Linked DNA regions of Mus musculus: all the other regions are linked to region 2. The links are chromatin loops, found by intact Hi-C in ENCODE. Cell type or tissue: heart. All regions are shown on one strand.

The links. Peaks named below come from ENCODE experiments on the same cell type or tissue, not always from the same donor. Only the 100,000 strongest peaks of a DNase experiment are listed, where the experiment ranks them.
Region 1: it touches region 2 in a loop (2.7-fold over the local background); 4 of 42 quality-filtered maps call a loop at or near these places.
Region 3: it touches region 2 in a loop (2.3-fold over the local background); 7 of 42 quality-filtered maps call a loop at or near these places.

Annotation. Positions count from the first base shown.
Region 1 is chr11:5,537,681-5,545,680 of GRCm38, forward strand. Ccdc117 (coiled-coil domain containing 117) reads right to left here and starts at 4,537. Exons shown (of 5, transcript NM_134033.2): 1 at 4,197-4,537; 2 at 3,693-3,743. The coding sequence starts at 4,378. In heart, a CTCF peak has its summit at 4,664; a DNase peak (open chromatin) is centred at 4,591; H3K4me3 peaks cover 2,182 bases; H3K27ac peaks cover 1,624 bases.
Region 2 is chr11:5,624,413-5,632,412 of GRCm38, forward strand. Ankrd36 (ankyrin repeat domain 36) reads left to right here. Exons shown (of 27, transcript NM_023816.3): 16 at 3,915-4,994; 17 at 6,290-6,383; 18 at 7,727-7,797. Among named protein-coding and RNA genes, the nearest start is that of Ankrd36, 59 kb to the left of the region's middle. In heart, a CTCF peak has its summit at 4,874 (motif pointing left); no DNase peak of the experiment used is centred here; H3K27me3 peaks cover 437 bases.
Region 3 is chr11:5,556,337-5,564,336 of GRCm38, forward strand. Gm22471 (a small nucleolar RNA gene) reads right to left here and starts at 4,399; the gene lies at 4,270-4,399. It also overlaps the pseudogene Gm3186. In heart, CTCF peaks have their summits at 4,135 (motif pointing right) and 6,737; no DNase peak of the experiment used is centred here; H3K4me3 peaks cover 305 bases; H3K27ac peaks cover 1,005 bases.

The DNA of each region.
Region 1 (8,000 bases), 87 kb before region 2:
TAATAACTGAGAGAGAATGGGCAGTCTCCCAGAACATCTAATAATTCAATGTATGAGATTGTCCTTTGACCTTAGGTTGTTTTATCCTAGAGAGTTATGTTGCTAATTAATAGCTGAAGATCAATAGTGATTAAGCCCTAAAGAAAATGTGAATTTAAAAAGGTTTCTACAGCCGGGCGTGGTGGCGAACGCCTTTAATCCCAGCACTCGGGAGGCAGGCAGATTTCTGAGTTCAAGGCCAGCCTGGTCTACAAAGTGAGTTCCAGGACAGCCAGGACTATACAGAGAAACCCTGTCTCAAAAAACCAAAAAAAAAAAGGTTTCTAGGAGCTGGAGAGATGGCTCATCAGTTAAGAGCATGTACCGCTCTTAAAAAACCCAAATTCAGTTCCCAGCACTCACTCTCAGATGGCTCACAACCACCTGTAACTCTAGCTGCTAGGGACTCTAATACCCTTGGGCTTTGAACATCAATATCCATGTGTGAATGCACATACACAAAGGAAAATAAACTAGCATTTTAAAGAAAGGTTTTTAGATACCGAGCAAAGCAGTGAGGGTGGCAAGCTAAGCAGTACACATCTGGGCATAGATCTAAATGTGCAGGCCACCCATTGTCTTCAAAAACAAAATTCCCAGCTGTTCATTTTACCAATGAGAGCCAGATGCAGGGGTGAAAAAGAAGCAAGTAAGTAAGACAGCTGGCTTAACTAGCTCTGTTAGCTCAGAGAGGCAGAGCGAGCACCCACCCAGTGGGTCTTCCTAATTTACTGACTGTTCTGAAGGAAGCTTTCTCTCTCCACACTGTCTTAAAGACCCCCACTCTGTTCACTTAGGTTCACTCCCTGTCAGCTGCTTGCTTGCTCTGCCTCTTGACCTAGGATTGACTTTAGTTGTGCGCTAGGGCTGAGCCATACACAAGGTTGTTCTAGTTCACACAATCTTGTGGCCCACAAAGTGCAAATATCCTGCAACATACCCACTTTTCAAGGCTGATATCTTTCTCCATCCACAAATCAAAGGCAGCTAATTTTTTTGAGACAGGGTTTCTCTGTGTAAGCCTGGCTGTTCTAGAATTTGCTCTGTAGACCAGGCTGAACTCAGAGATCCACCTGCCTCCGTCTCCAAAGTGCTAGAAATAAATGTATGAATTAAATCAAGTTCCTACATCCCCTACCCCCAGACAGGATTTCATTGTATAGCCCTGGCTGTCCTTGAAGCGATCCACCTGCCTCTGCCCCCTGAGCACTGGAATTAAAGACCTTTGCAACTGTACCTAGCATAGTTTCTACACCTTAAGCAAACACTGGTATCAGTAATTCAATTACCTATAGCACTATAGAAGACAAAAAAAAGTTCTTGAGTTATCTATAGCAATCCCAAGGCAACAAATCCCCTGATGTAGGGGTTTGTGGGCTAAGGGCTAAGTTGATCTAAGGCAACTTTTTGGACTGGGGCAGACAGCTCAGTGGGAAGGGCGCTGCCATGTACATGAGGACCCGGGTTCAATCCTCAGAACCAACATTAAAGAAAGCAAAGCATAGTGACTTGTAACACTAGCACCAGAGAGCAGAGGCAGGAAAATCCCTAGCTCTGTCTGAGCCCTAACCATACAAAAACTAGGTGGGGGCCATGGAGTTGGCTCAATGGGAAAAGTCCCATACATGCTGTGGCAGCATGAAGACCAGAGATGTATGTAAATGACAGGTAGGCATGGAACCCACCTGTAATCAAAGGGCTCAGGAAGTAGGGATGGGATTCACAGGGCAAGCCAAAGGCAGGTTCTGGGTCTGAGTGAGCTACTCTGCCTCAAAATAGAACATTTCAAGTAATTGAGGAAGATACCTGATGCCAACCTTTGGCTTCCACTTATAAATGCATCTCACACACACACAGAACAAAAACAAAACAAAAACTGCAGCAAAGCTGGGACTGCAGGCACTTTAATCCCAGCACTTAGTTAGCATAGATAAGTGGCCAAAGCTAGCTTGTTCTACCTAGTACATTCCAGAACAACATAGTGAGCCTTTGCCTCAAAAACAAAAAACAAACAAACAAACAAAAAGTGGTGGTGTACTTCGGAGGCAAGAGGCGGGCTGATCTCTGATCTCTAAGTCCAAGGCCACCCTTGAAAAAAAAAAAAACAAAACAAAACAAACCACAAAACAACAAACCAAAAGCCAACCAAACAGAAGGTGAGGTGGATGATATCAATAACATCCAAGATGGGGCTACTTCTGCCTCCCTTACCCCTCATTCACAAAAAAATAAGGAAATTTTCAACTCTCGCTTCTCCCCTGAGGCAGGGCTTCTCTCAGTAGCCTTGACTGTCCTTTAACTTTAAGCTCTGCCTAACTTGGCCTCAAGTTCTGGGACTAAAGGCACAGGCCACCACCTTCTGGTTTTTTTTTTTTTTTTAATTTTTAAAAATTTTTTAATGTGTCTAAGTATCAAAATTCATTTTTTTTTTTTTTTTTTTTTGTTTTTTTCAAGACAGGGTTTCTCTGTGTAGCCTTGGCTGTCCTGGAACTCACTCTGTAGACCAGGCTGGCCTCGAACTCAGAAATCCGCCTGCCTCTGCCTCCCGAGTGCTGGGATTAAAGGCATGCGCCACCACACCCGGCTCAAAATTCATTTTTAAAAATTCATTTTTAGTTCCTTCTTCCCCCCCCCCTTTTTAAGACAGGATCTCATGAGTCCCAAGCTGGTCACAAGTCACTGTTTCAGAGGGAAGACCTTCAAGGTCTCATCCTCCTGCCTCCACCTTCCTCACTAGCTCTTGTTTGGTTTGTGCTTTGAGAGCTAGCCCCAAATTCTCCTTCTCAGTTGGGATTACTGGATTAAGTCGTCATTGTCAGAAAAGGATTTAGCTTCTACCAGGGTCGGGTGGAGGTAGGATCAGACAGACTATCCAGGACAGGGCCTGGGACAAGTGAATGGGGTTGTAACTGCCTAGCGTGATCACCCTAGGTGACCCTTAGCACAGGAAAAGCAGGAAAGCAAGACGATTCAATGAGTAAGGACACTTGCCCCTAAACTGACAACTTGAATCTGATCCTGGAACCCACATGGTGGGAGAGAGCCAATTTCCAAATGCTGTCCTCTAACTTCCACATACTCATCTGGAATTTGTATAATAGTAATGGTCAAGAAAAAAAAGAAAAGGCAGGTATTGAGGCCTGGTAGCATGTGGGCCTTTATAATCTGAACATGCAGAGGCAAACAGATCTAATAAGTTTGAGGACAGCCCTGGTTAGACACGGCTCCACAGACAGGCGATCTTAACAAAAACCAACAGGTAGACCTTGTATATACTCATTTGGAATAAGCTACTCCAAAGCATTGCAGAGTGACCAGGTATCTGGCTACAAAATTTGTAAGTTTCTGGACTCTTCCTAAGGAGAAAGAGAACAGGTTACATGGTTACTACCTCCGCGGAGAACACCAACCCTTCCAATACAGAGCCTAGGATTTTCTTTTTGTTTTGGTTTAATACTTTTGTGTCTGAAATGACAGTTTAAAATGCATGCGCATTTTCCTCTACCTGCCCGCCACTCAGTTTCTGCCCCTAAAAGGCAAACAATGTCAGCAGTTTAAAGAGATACATGTGCTTCACCGTTTTCACTTCAAATAGGATACACGTGTTAAACTAACCGCGACCACAAAGAGGACAAATTGGTCTGGATACTTACTCATCATCCTCCGCCAACCGCTTGTGTTTCTTTCTACAGTGAATGGAAACACTGTTGGAACAAACAAAAACAAACCAGTCACTCACGACTGGAACGTAAATGTAACGTTTCTGCACCATGTATTTGTCGCCTCACTCATCCGGATCTCCCGCCACAAATTGAACATTCCTTCCTTGGCCGTGATAGACCCACACAGGTCCCAGGTGATCACGATTTGCCAGGGGCTCCGAATAAAATAACCTCAGACAAGAAAATCTGAAGTTGTCACTTCTGTCGGGGCAGTGACAGTTGAGCACTCGCTCCAAACCCATTTCTGCCCCCAACATTGCCGATGAGGGACCCAAGTGTCCCAGAGGCATTCAAAGTTGTCCCGGCCGGCAGCCGGCGGCCGCGCGTGTGGAGGGAAGCGTCCAGGCCGAAGAACCCTCGAGGGTCGCCCGCCCTGCGCCCCGGGACTCACGGTTAACGTCCCGAGAGGTTAACGGGCCCGCCCCGCCTGCTCACCGTCCGCGCGCTGTTCTCCCGCCCGGGCTGCTCGGCGCGCCGCGGACACCGGGCCGCGGGGCCAGGTCATGGCCGGCGGCTCCTGGCGGGAAGGCCCGGCCCGCGAAGGCCGGTGGCGGCTGCAGGAAGTCCGCGCTGCCGCTCAGAGGGAGGCCGCTGAAGGGCCGGCCGAGGGCTGCCATGGCTTTCCAGACGAGGCTGCGTCCGCGACCCCAGTCGTTCGTTTTCCCAGACTCCGCAGTGGCCGCCACCAACGCTACCCACGATTACCTGCCTCTGAGCCCTCTTCGGCCCCCCAACCTCACGCCTTCTAGAACCCTCCACTCCGGACCGCCCAGAGACACGTCGGGATTTGTTGTGTATAGAGGGCCGCTGTCGTGAGGCATGCCGGGAGTTGTGGTCCTTAAGGACTACAGGCAAGATGGCCGGGGGTGTACCGGACGAATTGCAGGAGGTCAGGTCGCCCTCACCCGGCCAGAATGACAGACACCCAATCCCTATACAGAACGTTTGAGCTGGGCGTGGTGGATTCCCAGCTCTTATCAGGTGGAGGCAGGATAATCAGACACATTCAAAGCCAGACTTTGACTAAGTAGCATGGTCTAGGCTAGCCTAGTCTACGTGGGACCCAGTCCAAAATAAAAAGTTACACGTTTCTGTTTCTTCTGTAGTAAACAGGATAAGAAAAAATGTTTTCAGAGTTGAAGTGAGTAGTGAATGAATTAAAAATCTAGAGGTGGGGCTGGGCATAGTGGTGCACACATTTAATACCAGCACTTTCTGGGCAGAGGAGGGAAAATCTCTGAATTCTAGGTCAGTCTGGTCTACATAGTGACTTCCAGGCCAGCCACTGTTACGAAACAAAATATAAAAAAAAAAAATGCCTAGGAGTGGGACCTGACAGCTGGAGTTATTATTCTAGAATCTATGGTGAAAGGAAAACCAACTCTAGAAACTTGTTCTTGAACTTCCTTTCGTGGGGTGGGGGTGGGGACTGGCTTGGTTTTGTTCCCTGGTTACACATGCACTCTCATGCACACATATAACAATAACAAATAGAAAATTAAAAGCTAATAAAACTCCGAGAGGGAAGTGCAGCTGAGTGGTAGGGTGCATGTACTCCACCACAATATTTATACATGAAGCAGGTGGATGTGTGGCACATACTTCCAGTCAATCCCAGCTATAGGGAGGTTGAAGCAAGAGAATGGTTGAGTTCAGCCTTAACAACAAAACAGGATGTCAAGGCTTAGAAAACTCTACATGTGTGTACTTGTAATGCTATCTTTCAATTGTTTCTGTGTTTTATCATAAATGAAATTTTTGATGTATTGGATCCCATGGACAATTACTAAAACCCCCAGAGATTGGGAGAGCAATTGGAGGGGAAAAGCAGAAGTTCAGCCTTGTATATCCAAAGATGGTTAATAATGTCCCCTGCTTAGGTTGGACCAATGGAGTGGAGGATTGATTGGTCAGTCCTACCACTGATCATCCCCCATTTTTTTCTGCCTTAAAGAATGATCCCATCACTCATCACTGAGTGGCTTATACCATTGTCAATGCCATTTAGCCAAAGATTTATCAAGGACACACCAGTAACTGAACTAGAGTGGACTTAAGGAAGTGAGTTAGTGTCTTAGCCTGGGGGAGTTGAGTTAGTGATAAATGATTTGGAGGAAGTAAAGTTCATAAAGGCAACTTTGTATGAGCAGGTCGGGTGGCATAAACCTGTAATCCCAGCATTTGGAAGGTTGAGGCAGGAGGATTTTAAAAATGGAAGGGCAGCCTCAGCTAAGAAGGACATGAAATGGATGTGTGAGACCCTATCTCCAAAACGAACAAAACAGCACCTTTGACTGGAATGAATTGTTAGGAATTTAGGATAATTCTGTGACTCAAATAATTCGAGACACATAGGAAATTTCCTCTTTTTATCTACTTTAGTAGAAGTCTCTGAGCTTAGAAAGGATTCTCTTAGCAGACCAGTGAAGGCATGAGATAGGATATGAGGACTAATTTAGGAAACTATTTCTACTGTCCTACCACACGTTGTGGCTGCTACATGCTAGGAAGTTACCAGTTTGGGGAAGGTACAAGATAGGAAATGAGACATGACTATCCCTTCTACATGTCTGTGTCCTGACACAATTATCAAGTGGCTTGCTTTCATCTTGAATTTGAGGTAACAGAATAATGTTGTTTGAGGACCACCTGCAGAATTCTTCAGGACAACTCTGGGGCTGCCCTAATAGTATCATTATCTAACTCGGGTCCAGAAGTCCATCGCCCAAAAAAAAAACAACGTCTGAGAGCTAAGTTTTAGGGGCGAAGAAATGCTTTATGCAGTGGCCAACCATACAGTCACTGTGCGTTGAGTCCTATCCATACTCTCCAAACATCACGTGTCCTCCCACTGGTCTTGCCTCGGCAAAATACGGTGTGAGTCTGTATCACGTGACACTACCAGGACCTTCCACCTCAGCCAAAGAATGGAGAATTGCCCATACACCAACTTCCCTGCTCTAAGACTACTACCACAATTTTTGAGCCAAATTTGAAGCAGCCTTTATTAAATAGTGTTCAGGAACTTGGATACTGGCCAGGTCCATACCCAAGACCTATGTGTAACTTTAATTTTTTCAAACCTTATTTTTAATGATGGTTTTTAAACACTTTAACCTTTGTTGCCCACCACCCACCTATCAGAGGTAGTAGGATGCCGCAGACCCTCTGGGCCCCTTTGTCTGCATGGAACGGGTCTCTAGTCACAGGTGGGCAAAGCGTTGGATGGGATGACAGACAGATGCACACAGGAGAGGTTGTGTAGAATCTGAATGTAATTTGTCAAATCGAGCATCAAACTTTTTATACAGAAGAAAATAGGGAAATTGGGTGACACACCAGCAAGGTACAAAGAGGTTACTGGATTCTTACATAAAACAGAGGAATGCAAACACAGAAGGTCTAACAGGAACCACCTGGGACAGAATTCATTGTTAACAGCTGGGATCAACAAGGGCTCCACCTAAGATTCACTTAATCTTAGGAGTCAGGGTCAAGGGCTTCCTGCCCTTGCAATAGTTCTTATTTTAGTCTATTGTATAGTCCACCTTTCCCTTAGGCCATTGTAAATACATGTGTATGGGTGTAACTCAGCTATCTATAGTTCTAAGTATCTATTCTGGTTTCTCCTTAGGTCTGAAACTTCCTTCTTCCTAGATGATGGTAAATTCCTGTGTATGGCAGTGACCTAGCTTTTATTCAAAGTGATAGTGTAATACTAGAGGCAATTTTGAATGTTACTGAATAGGCAACATTCTTCCTGAGTTCCAAGCCCAGGGTCTGCTCAAGGACTTTCTAGGAAGTTGGAACATTGGTGAAGGCTTGGCTATGTCAGAATTCAATCTTAAAAGGCACTTATAATAGGATAATACTAAAAGAGAGCACGTGGATCCATACACTAGTCTAACGCGGGAATGGAATATTAATGTGTGGGTCAGAGAGGACGCCACACTCCAGGAGGTGAGTTTCCATGAAACTCTTCTGCCTCGTGAGTAGCTTCCAAGCCACTCGGCCTGTCAAGCTGACTCGACCAGAGTGCCTGGCAGTAGGAAAGAAAGGATAAGAAGTTAGTGGACCTGTGTAGAAAGGTTCTTTGGAGCAACTCCCTTCTCTGTTGTCTAGAAATCATCAGCTCAGTTCAGAGGTTAGCAGGCAGTAGCAGCTCGAGCCACATGTAAACACTTCATGAACATACCAGCAGTCCCATTCAGCAGAGTTGGGTTAGCAACAGCAGTGACA
Region 2 (8,000 bases):
AGATTCACTGCAGAATTCTCCCAAACCTTTAAAGAAGAATTAACACCAATACCCCTCAAATTATTCTGAAAAATGGAAACTAAAAGAATAGTTCCTAATTCTTTTTATGAAGCTACTATGATCTTAATATCAAAACCATACAAACACCTAGAAAATTACACAACAGTTTTCCTCATGAACATGAATGCAAAATTTCTCAATAAAACATATGCACCAAGGTCAACAATGACTGGGGCCTCATGAAGTTGAAAAGCTTCTGTATGGCAAAGGACACCATCATTCAAAGAACAAGCTACACAGAATGGGAAGAATTTTAACAATCACACATCCAATAGAGGGCTAGGGGTTGCCTAAGTCTACCAGAGATCACAGATATTTACATCATAACTCATAATAGTAGCAAAATTACAGTTATGAAGTAGCAATGAAAATAATTTTATGGCTTTGGGGGTTACCTTAACATAAGGTATTAAATGGTCATGACTTTAGGAAGGTTGAGAATCACTGATCTAAAATATATAAAGAACTCAAAAAACTGGATGCCAAGAAAATAAATAATCCACTTTCAAATGGGGTATAGATATAAACAGAACTCTCAAATGGCCGAGCAACACTTAAATGTCCTTAGTCATCAGGGAAATGCAAATCGAAATTACTTTGAAATCTTATCTTATGCATGCCAGAATGGCCAAGATCAATAAAACAAAGGGAATCGTTTCTCCATTGCTGGTGGGAGTGTGAATTTGTACAGCCACCATGGGAAGCAATGTGGCAGCTCTGGGGAGAACTCGAAATCAGTCTATCTCAAGATCCAGCTATACCACTCTTGGGTGTACACCCAAAGGACCCTACATCCCACCACAGAGACACTGGCTCAACCACATTATCACTGTTCTGTTTCACAATAGGAAATAGAAACAACCAATGAATGGATAGTAAAAATGAGGTACATTGACACAATGAACTATTACTCAGCTCTTAAGAAAAATAGGATTATGAAATTTACGAGCAAATGGACGGAACTAGAAAAAATCATTTTAAGTGAAGTAGCCCAGGTCCAAAAAAATATATTGCATGTTTTCTTTTATGTGTAGATGTGTGCTATTACCCAAATAACCACAGAGCTTAGTAAGGGACTGGGGAGAGAAGAGGATCTCCCTAGGAAGGAAGTATTATGGAGAGATAAAAGCGAAACTCAAATAGGAGAATTAAATAGGGAGAGAGATGGGAAGGGAAAGTGAATGAGGAAACATTAGGAAGGACAGCTTACACTAAAGGCCTTTTGGAAATCATATGGAGACCTACTGCTATAGACGGTCCTAAAATATATACATATATGAGAGGAACCTAGATGCCCCAACACATCACACATCCCAGGCTATCGCCAAGGCTATTGGTTGTGCTCTATGGGCTGACAGTAAGGCCCTGCTGCTTAAGACAGCACTTAGGTCACCTGACGCAGAGTTATCAAGCTGGTGAAGCTTTGCCTCCATTGACAAGCGTTGCTAGCCCTGGAAGGCACTCTGCATAACCAGAGAAGAAAGGCAAGGCAATCATCACGGTCACCCAGCAACAGACACTCAAATCCACAGCAGGGACCTGCTGGAAGATGGCTGGTGCAATGGCGTCACACATGTTGAGGGAGTGACCAACCACTATGTGATTGACTTTAAGACACACTTTAAGATGGAACCCTTGTCTGACATTGCCTGGGTGGCCAAAAACCTTAGGCTGGATAGGTCACTGGCCTAGGGGAAACACAAATACAATGGTTCTTGTAAAGGAAACTAGCAAAAGCAACACCTCACTTAATTGCCCTTATCAGAAAAGTTTTCTCTTGCAGTAGATGGGGATTAACACAGACCCCAACTAACAATGTGCAGAGTGAGAGACTTCAGCGTATTTAGTCCTAAATGGGATGTTTTCATCAAACCAACCCCTCCAAGTCTCAGGGATCAATGTGAAAGAGGAGGCAGGCAGACTCTAAGACCCAGCATTGACAGATGACTCCAGGGACACAGTGTCCTCCATACACAAGAGGAATGATGCACAGTGAACTCACAGAGACTGGGGTAGCATGCACAGGACCTGCACAGCTTCAAGCCAGACAGGGTTCCAGGCTGAAAGAGGGAAGGAGACATGGGTCCCACCCGTAACCAAGAAGCTATTAGCAGCTGATACTCAATTGCAAAAGAAAAAGTTAGTTTTCTCCAATGGAGTCTCACTGGGTAAGTTCCCAAGACCAGGAGGTGATCAGCCAACACAAGATGAACTCAGTGGTATTTTGTGGATTTTTTTCTTTGATTTGGCATCTGTTGTTTTATTGGCCTTTTGCCTGATTTTTTTTTTAATTTTATTTTTTGTGGGGCTTTTTTTGTTTTTAAGAAAGAGAGAAAGAATATAAAGTTAGATGGGTAAGGTAAAACTGGGAGGAGTTTGAGGAGAATCAAGATATATTGTTTAAAATTTTTTTATTAAAAAATAAAATAAACAATGAAATGCCCAAATCTGTAATCCATAAAAATACAAAATTATTTTATTTGAACCTTTTATTAAAGGTTCAGTTACAGACACCAGCTTGTACTTTCTACTTCTGCCTTTTTATCTGTTCCCCTCCTCCTCACCTTCCTCCCTTTTTTTCTTTTTGTATTGGGAGAATCACAGGGCCTTGGGTTTGCCAAACAAGCCCCTTTCCACTGACTCACAAGATATACCCAGTAAGAACTCTTTATTTCTATATAGTAAATGAGAAAATGAAATTTAAGTTTCTATGTTACTTTTTAAGTTTTTAAGTTACTTTAAAATGTACATCTTCCATCGAATCCTTTTAATTTACCTTTTGCTGATAATTATGTACCTGTGATGGATACACATCCAATTAACAAAATCACAATGTAGGCGTTTTTCTAAAATGAATTACCTATTACCAAAGAATCATATGAAAAGATGGGTTTGTATATATCCAAATCCTCTGGACAATGACTACTCACAATGCCCCCCAGAAGTGAGGCAAACAGAAACCTCTGTTGACTTTATCACCATCATTATTTGTACATAAAGGACCTAACCCAAAACCCAGCACAGGCCCTGTGCCACTCAGCTGCGTGCGGCTGCGCCCCTCGAGGTTGTTAGGACGCCTGTGATCTCTACAACCACCTCCAAAGTAATTTTCTTCTCAGCCGAGAAGGCTCTGGCATGTTTTGGGTGCTTGATACATCAGAGTTGTTGTGCGTGTGCTCTCAGCAAAGCTTGCCATACTTCTTGAAGCTGCATCTCAACAGGGAAGACTTAGAAACCCGTCGCATTTGCAGCTCTTCAAACATAGCATTAGAATTTTCTTCTAATGTTAATTTGGTTTTGCATGTAAGGTGTCACCGTTATGGAAGTAAACAATCTTAGTTCACCTACTATTCAATTACTCATTCTCAGAGACTAAATGTCAGTAAGCATCAGTATTTAAAGGATGGTGAAATAAATGTTCTTGTAGTATTGAAAATTACCCAGCACATATCAGTGAGGATCAGTCTAGTAGCAGTGACAGTGTTGTCTTCTGGGTCCTAGATTCTTCTGGAAGGACTGAAGTAAATGAGGGATTTATATTTATTATTATTTTTTTTACATTTATTTATTGTCCGTGTGGGAGCATGTCCATGTCTCAGCATCCCATGAAGATAAGATCAGAAACCAACTTGGAGGAGTTGTTTGTCTCTTTCCACCATGTAGATTCTGGGGGTTGTACCCAGGCTTTGGTGGAAGCCCTTTTACTCACTGAGAGGCATCTCACCAGCCCTAAACTAGTTTTACTTGTTAATTTTGCTTGTATGGTTCTTGTGTATCTAAACGCATACTATGAAAAGCCAAATGGTACGCATTAAGTCTTTTTGTTTGTTTGTTCCTGCCCTATGACTTCTAAGGACGAGGATAGGTTAGAGAGGCATCTTCTGGCACCCAAGGCGTCCCAGCATCAAGCCAAGCAGACGAGCCCTCCACCTGTACAACTTCAAGAAAGATCTCAGGGGCCAGAGATGGACACGGCTTCTGATGAGGAAGATACGTCTGGACTTTCAAAATCCGCTAAGGGCCAAATACTTGGGGGAAAGTTGACATTAGGAGAAAACCCGGAGGGTAAAGAAACTGTACAGTGTGTCATTAACAAGCCAACGCAGAAGGGTGACGAGATCTATGAAGATGTTAACGCTAATGTTTACCTCAAGGAAGAGCGACCACCTGATGTCTCAGGAAAAACTCACCTGACGTCGGACCCCACTACCCTGGCCTACAATATGTTTGATTGTGGCGACAGAGATGTGAGCGCTGCGCTGGTCTCTGTAACACTGCAGACCTCTCCCAGACAGGAGGAAGGTGGCCTTGGAAATGCCTTTCCATCTCCCTCGTCCTCTCAGGACGTGGACTACAGTGGCCAGTCACTTACTAAGTTTCCCTTAATGAGAAATAAATTAGACTGTGAAAATAACGCATCTGAATTGGGAGAATCTTTTCACAAAAGAAAAGAGAAATCTTCTAAAAACATTGAAAGCAGAAAGGTAAAAGGTAAGTGCCCAGAAGTACGTATGGGTGAAAAGCAAGAAGGCCATGAGTTCAAGAGCCAGTCGCAAAAAACTATGAAACCAAAACGCACCGACTGGCAGTTAGATATCAGACACATGCTGAAGTCCAGTGATGCCAACAGGCTTTCAAACGCCAAAGAAAGGAGTCACGTGACCGAAGTAAAAAGTTGGGGTGATTCTGCCCTTGCAAGCGACATGTACAGGAAAAGTAAAGGCACACAGGACCTGTTCCTGAAGCCACTGCCCTGCAAGGGCAATTTTGAAGCCCCAGCGCGCACCTTGGGAACCGCCAGTGATGCGCCCCCTGGTGGCCCAACAACTAGAGCTTTCGCGGATGAAGAACTGCGAGGCAGGCTATCCGACAGTGAGTTCAGGATATTGGAGGAAGAGATCCTGGCCTGGGAGAAAGTCCACCTTGAAAGCGAGGTAGTTGTTCTTTTGCTGTCATGAGTTGCATGCCTGTTGCCTGTTGTCTTTTCCCCTAAGCAAATAGAGGTGTGTTTGCATGAGATTGTGTAGCCTTGTAGACTACTCTATTTCCTAAGCAAAGGAACGTAACACCGTGGCCTCCGCTTCTTAAACCACCCTAGGTATGTCATTTGAGATACTAGGAAGGAAGTGTGTGAATTCAGGACCTGGCATTTTGTAGACTTTTAGTAAGTAACTGCTCTTAACATTCCTTCTTCTCCAAACTTGAAATACTGTGTGGTTTTATGAAATGAAGAGATAATCCCATGGCAGATCTAATATTTGCATGGTGGTCTTTTTTGCTTTTTTAGATTTACTTTTATTCTAAGTATGTGTTTTGCCTGCATGCATGTCTGTAACTGGACTTAGAGAAGATTGTGAGCCAGCACATGGGTGCTGGGAATCGAACCTGGGTCCTCTGGAAGAACAGCCATCCCACCAACCCCTCTCAGTACTTTTCTTACTACTTTCACATTTTAGTCAACCACCTCCCATCAGTGATTTCCCACTTTATATCTAGATTGTCGAAACTCTTGTTTACCAAAATGAGAGTCCTACCATCCCATGCCCATGTTCACCAAGATGTAGTCATGGCAAATATGGAGCTTTGCAACAAAAGTAGGGCCGTGGGAAACATTTTGGGCATTTTCTGGGCATGGCTGCACACACTAGTAACCTCAGCATTGGCAGGGATGAGGCAGGTGTGCACACGATGACAACGCCAACCCTGTAAGTTGTGTTGGAAGTCAGTCTGAGTGACACAGGCAATATACATATACATTTTCATTTAAAGTATTTTATATAGTTGTTTAACTTTAGTGCAAAATACAGAATCAAAGGCAGACATCCTGAAGTGTAGTTCCTTGTTGAGATAGGTGTGCCATCCAGTTTTGGTTAATATATTTGATGGCCAGAGACCCTACAAACTCTATACAAAGTTTGGTCACCATATGAAGAAAAGATATTGGCTTGATCCAGAAATTACACAAAAGATCCTCTATAGACATGTTCAGAAACTTAACATTTTACTTAATTTCAAAACAGTGGCTTTCCAAATAGGAATTTCATTAAGTTACTAACTTTTAAGTCTTTAGGTCTGGTTAATTTTAGTGTATGACATTTTTGTTTCTAGGATTTTTTTTTAATGGCAAAGTAAAAAATAAAGAAATGATGAGTAGGAAAACTTCAGATATCATATTATGAAATACTTGGGAAATGTTTACAGACTAATTATGGGTATTGATTTTTTTCAGAGTGTCTCTGAGAATCTGCTAAACAAGTGTGAGGGGATTATATCTGATGCCACAGATCAACAAGGGCGATATCTAGATATGGAACAGGCAACAGGTAAGGGTGAGCCATCCTGAAAGTCACTGGGACTAGCAGGCACTGACTGAATGGTAAACATGTGCCCTATAGCCAAAGAAATGAACTAACTAAATGCAAGGAGAAAAGGAATGGACAAGAAAAGTGGGATCCAGGTGTCTGTCATTCCAGGACAAGAGGAGAATGCCTCTGAATGCTCCTTGGGACTTCCATGGCCTTTAATCCCAGCACTTGGGAGGCAGAGACAGGCAGATCTCTGAGTTCAAGGCCAGCCTGGTCTACAGAGTGAGTTCCAGGACAGCCAGGCCCAGGGCTATACAGAGAAACCCTGTCTCGAGATCACTTGACAGGGAATGCCTTGACCACTGAGCCATCTTTCTGCTCTCACCTCACCCCCCAACTCCTGCACTTGATCTATTGAGACCTCGTCCCCTCACCCTACCCCTAATCCTGGAGTTTATCAGTTACCTTCCCTAGCTGGCCAGCAGGCTCCTCCAGGGACCTGTGCCTTCCTCCATCCACTGTGCTACAATTGCAGATTTGTGCAGCCATACTCAGCTTTTAAGTGGGTGCGAGGATTTGAACTCAGGTCCTTTATGCTTGCTTGTCAGGAATTTTACTGAGCTATCATCTCCGGACTCAAATGTTAGTAAATAACTTGACTTCTCTTGTTGGAGATAGAGTACACTTGCTGATAGAATATAGGGGGCACATAGGAAGGACATCAGTTTACCTGTGTAGTCATCGCCACTGAGGACCTGGCTGCAGCAAAGAAGGGAACTTGTCACAAAATGAACACAAATGCTTCTGATGAGAGCAAGAGGGTATTACACATAAATGCGCAAACAAATCCTATTAATTTTGGGCTCCGTGATTAATAACAAGTGGTGTGGTTGTGTGTACCTCCTTCTTTCCTGTCAACGTTTTGCTTCTGGGGATCTTGTTGACAGAGACAAGTCTGAGATTGTAGAATCTTCCCAACATCAGGGTGACTTGAGGCCACTTTTACCCACTGTCCAAATGACTGTCCTCAGGTTTGGACTATTCAGGCTTCCTCATTTAGGGAAAGGATTTATCAAGCCAAATAATATAGAAGTGTGTATGTGAGTGTGTGTGCATGTGTGTTTGTATGTGCATGTGTATATATGTGTGTGTCTCTCTCCCTTTGTGTGTGTAGAGCAGTGAGCTTATAATATTTTTTAAATAAAGGAGCCATCTGCATTTAAAATTTTAATTTGAAAATTGAAAATAACCATTATTCCTTTAGAGTTTTATTCTTTTTATCCTTTTCATCTACTTTTAAGTGCTGTTCTTTATAACCTCATGAGTAGGTTTTTAAGAGAACTGTATGTGTGTTTCAGCAGAAGTGGATTCGGAGGGGACATCACAGCTGGAACAAAAGAATCTTGACAGCAGCGAGAATACTCAGCCGTCGGTATGCACAGTTTTAATACACAAATCTCCGTCATGTTTTCTTTGTGCCATACTCCAAATAGTGCTTACATAATCAGCTTTTCGGCAGCAATTCCATATCACATTTGACGTGTAATGTTTTAAACATCTTAAACTAGTAATAAAACTGTGTGTTCTTAGAAGCTACAGTCAGTTTGCTGCTTCAGAGCAGACATTTTTCTGAGT
Region 3 (8,000 bases), 68 kb before region 2:
GGCCCCAGAACCTGAGACCGGCCTAAAACCAAACCAAGATAATCAGTCAACTCCTTGGGACCAAGACCAGACCTGAAACCAGACAAATCAAAAACAAAACAGAATCAGAAGGTGGTCCAATGGAGGACACACAAGTGAACAAGACACACAGACACACAGACATACAGACAGGGAGGGATCTCACTTTACCTCTGACGTACAGTGTCTGTGTCTCATGACAAAAACCACAAACAAAAACAAGATAGCAACAGAGAAAAAGAAGACACCAGTATCTCTAAGCACACTCGTCCACGCCTGGACTTGTACAACCAGCCAAGCCAAACGCTATTTCCTGACGGGGGCAGATTCCACATCGACTCCCTTCCTCCTGAAAAACAATTTGCCTGACGGCGGCGATTAGTGACAAGTCAAAAGCACCCTTAGGTGGCCAGCCTACTCCAAACGTTGGCCACTCGGAGGCGCAAAAGGTCTGCCACTGACCCTTTCTGACCTCCACCGACTGGTTGTGGGCTCTGACCCGCACCTCCTTCCAATGCTCCAGAGTCAGAGAAAGAGGAGTGAACACAGATTGTCCCATTTCTAGAAAAACAGTAGTCACAACAAGAGCGGACACGAGACTAAGACAAAAAAGAAACCAGAAGAATCAGATGGCCTCTCCAAGGCCGGCCGATTGAGACCCTCTGCACGAGGTGGGACTCGAACCCACGATCCCGTGACCAGACGCGAGGTGGGACTCGAACCCACGGTCTCGCAACAAGGTGCGAGGTGGGACTCAAACCCACGATCTCGCAACAAAACACGAGGTGGGACTCGAACCCACGATCTCGCAACTGGGCACGAGGTGGGACTCTAACCCACGATCTCGCAACCCCAAATGGTCTCTTGGCCTTCAAAGGGGTCCACCAGGCGTCCCTGATCCTCCCCTGTTCCTCCTGGGACGTCTCCCAGGGTGAACGGACGGTGGACACCTGGACACGTCTATCCTTATCCACCCCGCACTCCCTCTCGGAGCGCGGTCTCACTGAGCGTCCGCAAAACTGAAACTGCGATCGCACCAGACTTAGAAACAGAACACAGACATCAGAACACAGACATCAGACCAAAACAGAACAAAGAATCTTACCTCTAAGTGGGTCTAGGACCTCTGGGTGGTCGCGCTGTTTCCCGGCCAATGCACCAAATGAAAGACCCCCGAAGGGAGACCCTCCCTCAGACACTTAAGTCCCGGGACAGCCGCGTACCCAAGAAGACACTGAGACCATACATAAAATGTAGAAGGTAAGATTTAATAAAGTAGCAACAACATGAAAGCACACAGACCAGAGCTCTGGGGTCGAAATAAAGCAGCAACAGAAAGCACACAGAGCTCTGGGGTCGAAACTCATACACCTTTGCACAGGGTAGAGGAGTCTCGACCGTCAGCCAAAATTTTTCACAGGCTTATATAGTAAAACTCAAAGGGGGAGAACTGGGCAGGAAAAGTACAAGTTTACATCACTAGGGAGTTCTGCCAAAGGAATCTACGTAACTAAGGAGTCATGTCCTATCAAGGAACCTACGTAACTAAGGAGTACCTGGTTCATTTTGAGGTTGTTCTAGGAGGCCTTTATCTCAAAAATGTTCTTGGAACAGTTTTTAGTTGGGAGGGTTCGAACTTTAGGGTGAGGAGTTTTGGGGTGAAAAGTTTAGGAGTGTTCTGGGAACAATCTCTAGATGGGAGGGGGTGGGCTCCGAGGTAAAAAATTCATGTTTTCACAAGAGGCCAGTAATTTTCTATTCTTCAAGGTGAATGGAAAGATCACCAAGTATTCCTAATGTAAGACAAATGCAGTGCAGGACCATGAGTTTGACCTCAGTGTTGCAAAACAAAAAGTCTAAATAAAAACAAATGACTTTTCTTAATTTGAAGGTATGTCAAAAAACTCCCAACTGTTTAATGCCGAGATTAAAATAAATTTAAAAAGAAATAATAAAACTAATTGTCTTAGGGTTTTACTGCTGTGAACAGATACCATGACCAAGGCAAGTCTTATAAAAACATTTAATTGGGACTGGCTTATAGGTTTAGAGGTTCAGTCCATTATTACCAAGGTGGGAGCATGGCAGTATCCAGGCAGGCATGGCACAGGCAAAGCTGAGAGTTTGACATCTTCATCTAAAGGCTTCATCTTCATCTGTAGGACCAGCACCTTCATGCACTCCAGCAGGTCATCAGTGAGGTAGATGTTGGGGCAGGCCCTGGATCTGGGCCTAAGGGGTATCAAAAATGGTCAGCCACCAGCCTTCACGATCATAAGGCCAACTTATCTGAAATTCCTGCAACCAGGGCCATCTTTACCCAGCTACTCAGGAGAGGTGCAGGGCCCGCTCTCCTCAGTGCTGCAGCCAGGGAGGGACATGGCCAGCTCTCTCACTGTCATAATCCAGGGGCCGGCTCCCTCATCTGCCACAGATGTTGAGGGACAAGGGAGGAGAGGAGGGTGTCTCTCCCTTGTTTGCACCACTGCCCAGCAGACAAGAGGCAGAGCTGGCTCTTATGTACTCACACTCTTGGGGCTGGCTTATCTGCAGTCCTGGCATCCAGGGCCAGCTCTACTATGCTGCCCAGGCAAGGTTCAGGGCTTGCTCTTCTGAGCTGCAGAAAGTAGGCAGCAGGGCTAGCTCTGCTGCACTCATGACCCCAGGGCCAGCTCTCCCACCTGCCCTAGGTCCCAAAAGGTGTCGGTGGAGAACAGTACCACATGGCAGACAAAAGGCAAGGCCACACTCACACCGTGGGAGTTGGCTCGCCTGCACATCTTCCCACTCCCCCACCTCTGCCATCAGGCTTAGTTATAATGCTGCCCAGGTGAGGTGCAGGGCCTGCTCTCCAGAATGCTGCAGCAGGTTTAGGGCAGAACAGCTCTCCTGCTTTCATGACCCCATAGGGGCTAATTCTCCCATCTCCAGTGTAGAGGGCAAAAGGAAGGAGAGGGGATCTCTCCCTTGCCGACACCAGGGCACAGCAGATTAGACACAGGGCTGGTTCTCCCACATTCGTGGTCTCCAGGCCGGCTCACCCACAGCCTGCACATCCAGGGCCAGCTCTATTGTGCTCCTGGGTGAGGTGCAGGACCTGCTCTTCCAAGCTGCTACTGGTGAAGATGAGTCAGCTCTGGATCTCACAACCCCAGGGCTAGGTTTCCTACCTGCCTTGGGTCATTAGGGGTTAAGTGGGGAGGAAGGCATCTCTCCCTTTCCATGCTGTCACAGGGAGAGGAGTGGTAGGACCAGCTCTCCCATGCTTGAATCCTTGGGGCCAGCAAACCTGCAACTCCCCCAATGTGCGGACTGCTCTCCTGAGTACTCAGCTGGCTATAGGTGGGGCCAGCTCTCCTGCTCTCTTGCCTCTAGGGCCAGCTCTCCCACAATTCCCAGGTGAGGGGTGGGGCCAGTTCTGCCAGCCCTCAGACTTTAAGGCAGCCCAGACCAGGGACATCTGCCTGGCCTTCAGTGGTAACAGACCCCTAATACTGCAGGGCCAAGGATCCAGATGTGGTCTCTCAGTGTCAGCAGGTCAGGACCCTACTATGGTCCAGGCGGCATCACCAGCTCCTTATATCAGGGTGTCCCTCACTACCCCTGAGTTTGTAGTTCTGCCTCTCTTCCTTGTGCCCTTATCCTTCTGTTTCTCTCTCTCCCATTTCTCCACCACTTCCTTGCTCCTTTTAGTGGCCCCTGGGATCTTTGGGGTCATTCAGGAGTGGTCTCAGGAGCTATGCTGTGCTTGTGTACTATGGTACCAGGCAGGGGTCGTCTTGAGCGTGGGAGTGGGGGTGCCAGGCTGGTGTTCATCTTAGGCTGGCTTCCTGTCAGTGCCCCACAGCACCGAGTCTGGTGGTCCTTCCAGGGTGCTTCCTCTGCCTGCCCACCCAGCAGCTATCTGTCTTGGACTCACTCCAGCCTGTGGCCTGTGGTCCCAGGTGGGGTTCTTCTAGTCTCTGGCTTGCGTTCTGTCCTGGGCGTCTGTCCAGTCCTGCTTGACACTGGAGTGGTGGTCGTCTCAGGCTTGCTTATTTCAGGGATTTTTTTTTTTTTTAAGATTTACTTATTTTATACATATGAGTACACCACCATTGCTCTTTTCAGGCACACCAGAAGAGGGCATCAGACTCCATTACAAATGGCTGTGAGCCACCATTGGGGTTTCTGGGAATTGAACTCAGAACCTCTGGAAGAGCAGTTGGTGCTCTTAAATGGCTGAGCCATCTCTCCAGCCCCATTTCAGGGAATGCTAGGCTACTCATCATTCAGATGTTCACAGGTCAGAACACAGTGTAAACAGAGCCTCTTTCCTCTCTGCTACCTACTGAGGCACACGAGACACAGCAGCCACATCTTCAATGCCTCTAGGGGAAGGGAGCAAACATCTTTATTTATTTATTGTTGTTTATTTGAAACAGGGGTTCTCTGTGTAGTCCTGGCTGTTCTGGAGCTCACTCTGTAGACCAGACCGGCCTTGAACTCAAAGATCCTCCTTCCTCTGCCTCCTGAGTTCTGGGACTAGAGGCATGTGCCACCATGATCAGGACTGCAGATTTTACAATTAGGAGACTGCCAGGGCTTCAGGGGGTATTGTCCCAGGGCTCCTACAGAACAATGGAGCTGCCCTGTGCTGTGGATGCAGATGTGTGCAGTGGAAGCACCACGGGCAGCAGCCTGACAGCAGGGATAGACAGACTCCTTTACTGGATTAAGCTTTCTGAGGAAGAGCGAGCATCAATTAAGTGTACAGCGTGTGCTTTCTAGATTCATATCCATGGAAAGAGTTTTGGACAATGCCCTCCCAGCCAATAACTCCCCCAGTGTTATTTCTCTTGATGTATATATTGTGGGGTGTACTGGTTAGTTTTGTGTCAACTTGACACAGCTGGAGTTATCACAGAGAAAGGAGCTTCAGTTGAGGAAATGCCTCCATGAGATCCAGCTGTGGGGCATTTTCTCAATTAGTGATCAAGGGGGAAAGGCCCCTTGTGGGTGGGACCATCTCTGGGCTGGTAGTCTTGGTTCTATAAGAGAGCAGGCTGAGCAAGCCAGTAAAGAACATCCCTCCATGGCCTCTGCATCAGCTCTTGCTTCCTGACCTGCTTGAGTTCCAGTCCTTGGTGATGAACAGCAGTATGGAAGTGTAAGCCGAATAAACCCTTTCCTCCCCAGCTTGCTTCTTGGTCATGATGTTTGTGCAGGAATAGAAACCCCGACTAAGACACGGGGTATTCACCAGAGAAGACTGTTCAGACAATAGAAAATATTCATTAGCTAGCTAGCAAACTACGCTGTGTGTTAAGGATCCCAGTATAGTCCTGAGTCTTTCTCGGGGTGAGTTTTAAGCACAAAACCCATGTTCTCTGTTTATATACTTCAGTTAGCAAGAACAGTTAGCCAGAAATGCAACTACAGAAGCTAAAAAGCAAGGTAAGTACATTTAGAGACTTTCCCAGAACTTTGGACTTTGATGGGTTTGGTCTTTGTTTTAGTTTTGGCAGAGGGTGCTGTCCACTCGCTGAGTTTTACAGCATTAATGGTGCTTTCAGCATGGAATCCACTGTGCTGGCATCCGGGGGCCAGCTGAGGTCTCGGGCACTATTACAGGGAGTGGTTAATGCAGAGGGTCAAGGCTGTTCAAATGCAAAAACATGGATATTAAAGACAGGAGGGATCAATCTTACTGTCGGGTCTAGGCCAGGAGGACTATGGCATGTCTATAAGATGGATATGCTCCAGGACTGGATGCTGGTTGTGGCACATAAGTCTCTCCCAGTCACAGCCATGCACCTGATGTCATCAAACCCAGGAATCTCAAGACCCTTTCAGAGGTCTTCAGACCCTTTCAGAGGTATGTCTGATAAAGCTTCCTCAGAGAGATCTCACCACCAGGGAAATCTCTGAGAACTTACAATGAGGTGTGACTTTTGATGCTAACTCTCATCCTCATTTACTTCAACATAAAATGGTTGCAAAGCAAACATTTAAATGACGAGCAACGTTTATTCTAAACACTCCCCTTCTTTTCCCTTTTCCTGGAATCTGGTAGAGGAATAGTGTTTCAGTGAATGGCATTGCCTTTTCCCAGGTTCCTAAAATTTCTGCAAGACATCAAGTCTCTTTGTGACAACTGTAATAGATTTCTGTGTAGCCTATGACCTTAGCATGTCTGCTCAGTTTTATGTCAACTTCATGGAAGTTAGAGTCACTTGGAAAAATGAGTAGTGACAAAATTCCTCTCATAAGATCAGGCTGTAGGCAAGTGTGTGGTGCATTTTCTTTGTTTATGATTCTTGTGGGTAGCGCCACCACTGGGAAACCAGGTACAGGGTTCTATTAAAAAAAAAACAAAACAAAAACAAAAACAAAAAAAAAACAAAAACAAAAAAAAAAAAAAACAGGCGGAGCAAGCCAAGAGAAGCAAGCCAGTAAGCAGCACCACTCCATGGCCTCTGCATCAGCTTCTGCCTCCAGCATCCTGCCAGGAGACTGTTCAAGAATGGACCAACTTGTCAACTGTGCGCTGAAAGAAACCTTGCATTTCACAAAAGCTTCTGTCATGTGGTTTCTCACAGCAACAGAGCGGTGTTGGTCATTTCTCGAGAGTGAGATAAGACAGCCTGGGAAGAGTGACTTCAGCAAGGGAAGGCTTCCTGCAGTCGTCATGGTGGCGAAGGCATGAGCACAGGAGGAGCAGCCTGCTGCTCACATCCATCGCAGTCAGGCAGCAGAGGGAGACTCAAGCCAGGCTCCCTTACGCCTCCATAGGAGGCAAGGCCCCCAAGGAAAAATTCTGCCACACACATCAGGGGGAGGCTTTGTCTTGTTAATTAGTCTGATCTGGATAATCCCTCTTGCAGCCAGAGGCCAGTCTCCCAAGGCAGTCAAAGGAAGTTGATAACACTAAACTGAAAATAGTCAAGTTCAACTTATGACTTCACTGTGATATGTGCTCTTATAAAATAATAAAAACAAAACTAGAAAGAAACGGTTCACTTTATTTGAATTTGCTACAGGTAATTAATTTGCATAATTAATACTAAACATTCTCTGTGCAATCCCAGAACATGTAGTTATGATCATTGACATTCAACATGAGTAAGGACACAATGTCATCACTTTCTCAAAAATAAAGGTAGACTTAATATAAAATCAGGAGGGGGCTGGCAGAAGGGAAGGCAGATGACTGATTATGATCTACAGGGAATATACTCTAAGATATTTGTGTACCCGCCCTCCTCACACTAAATGAAAAGACCAAAGAACTACAGCATTTTTTGGTAAATCAATATTTATTTGACATACTCTACAATATAAGTACACAAACCCAACACATACATACTTGAGCAAAATATCCAAAGAAAGCAAGGATGGACTGTGCATTTAGCACTTGAATCCTAGATCCCAGTGAAACACAGTTCATAGTCCAGAGTAAACACTTCAAACTCCTCTTCTCATCAATGTGCCTGGTACATGTTCACACAGAGAGGTGAATGCCACAGGCTGTGTAGACAGGGAGGTGCAGTTTTGTTGTCTCAGAGTGTGACTCTGCTTAGGAGGGTCTCATGGCCTTGGCTCAGGACTTGTCTGATTGGCTGGCAGGATCTGTCATCTTCTCTCCTCCCTCCACCAAAGGACTCTGAGAGTCCTCGCCAGACAGCTCCTGAGGGGCAGGCATGGGGGCTGGGACAAGCCAGCCCTCATCAGGGAAGACAAAGCCTGCCTGGTCGGCCATGCTGTAGAAGGTTGTGCACCATGGCAGTCAGAGACTCTGAGAGCTGTCTGAGCCGAGAGAGCTGCTCAGGGCTGAGCTGGGAGCCATGCTTCTGGGCCTGCATCTGGACTGTGTCTCTGTAAGTCTCCTCAGACTTGCCCCGCAGAAAGTTCACCTGGCTCTTCCGAATTGGTGGCGGGTCTATGCCCTGAGGTTCTGGGCAATGGACTAATCCACCTTGGTGACCATTGGCTTTTGACTC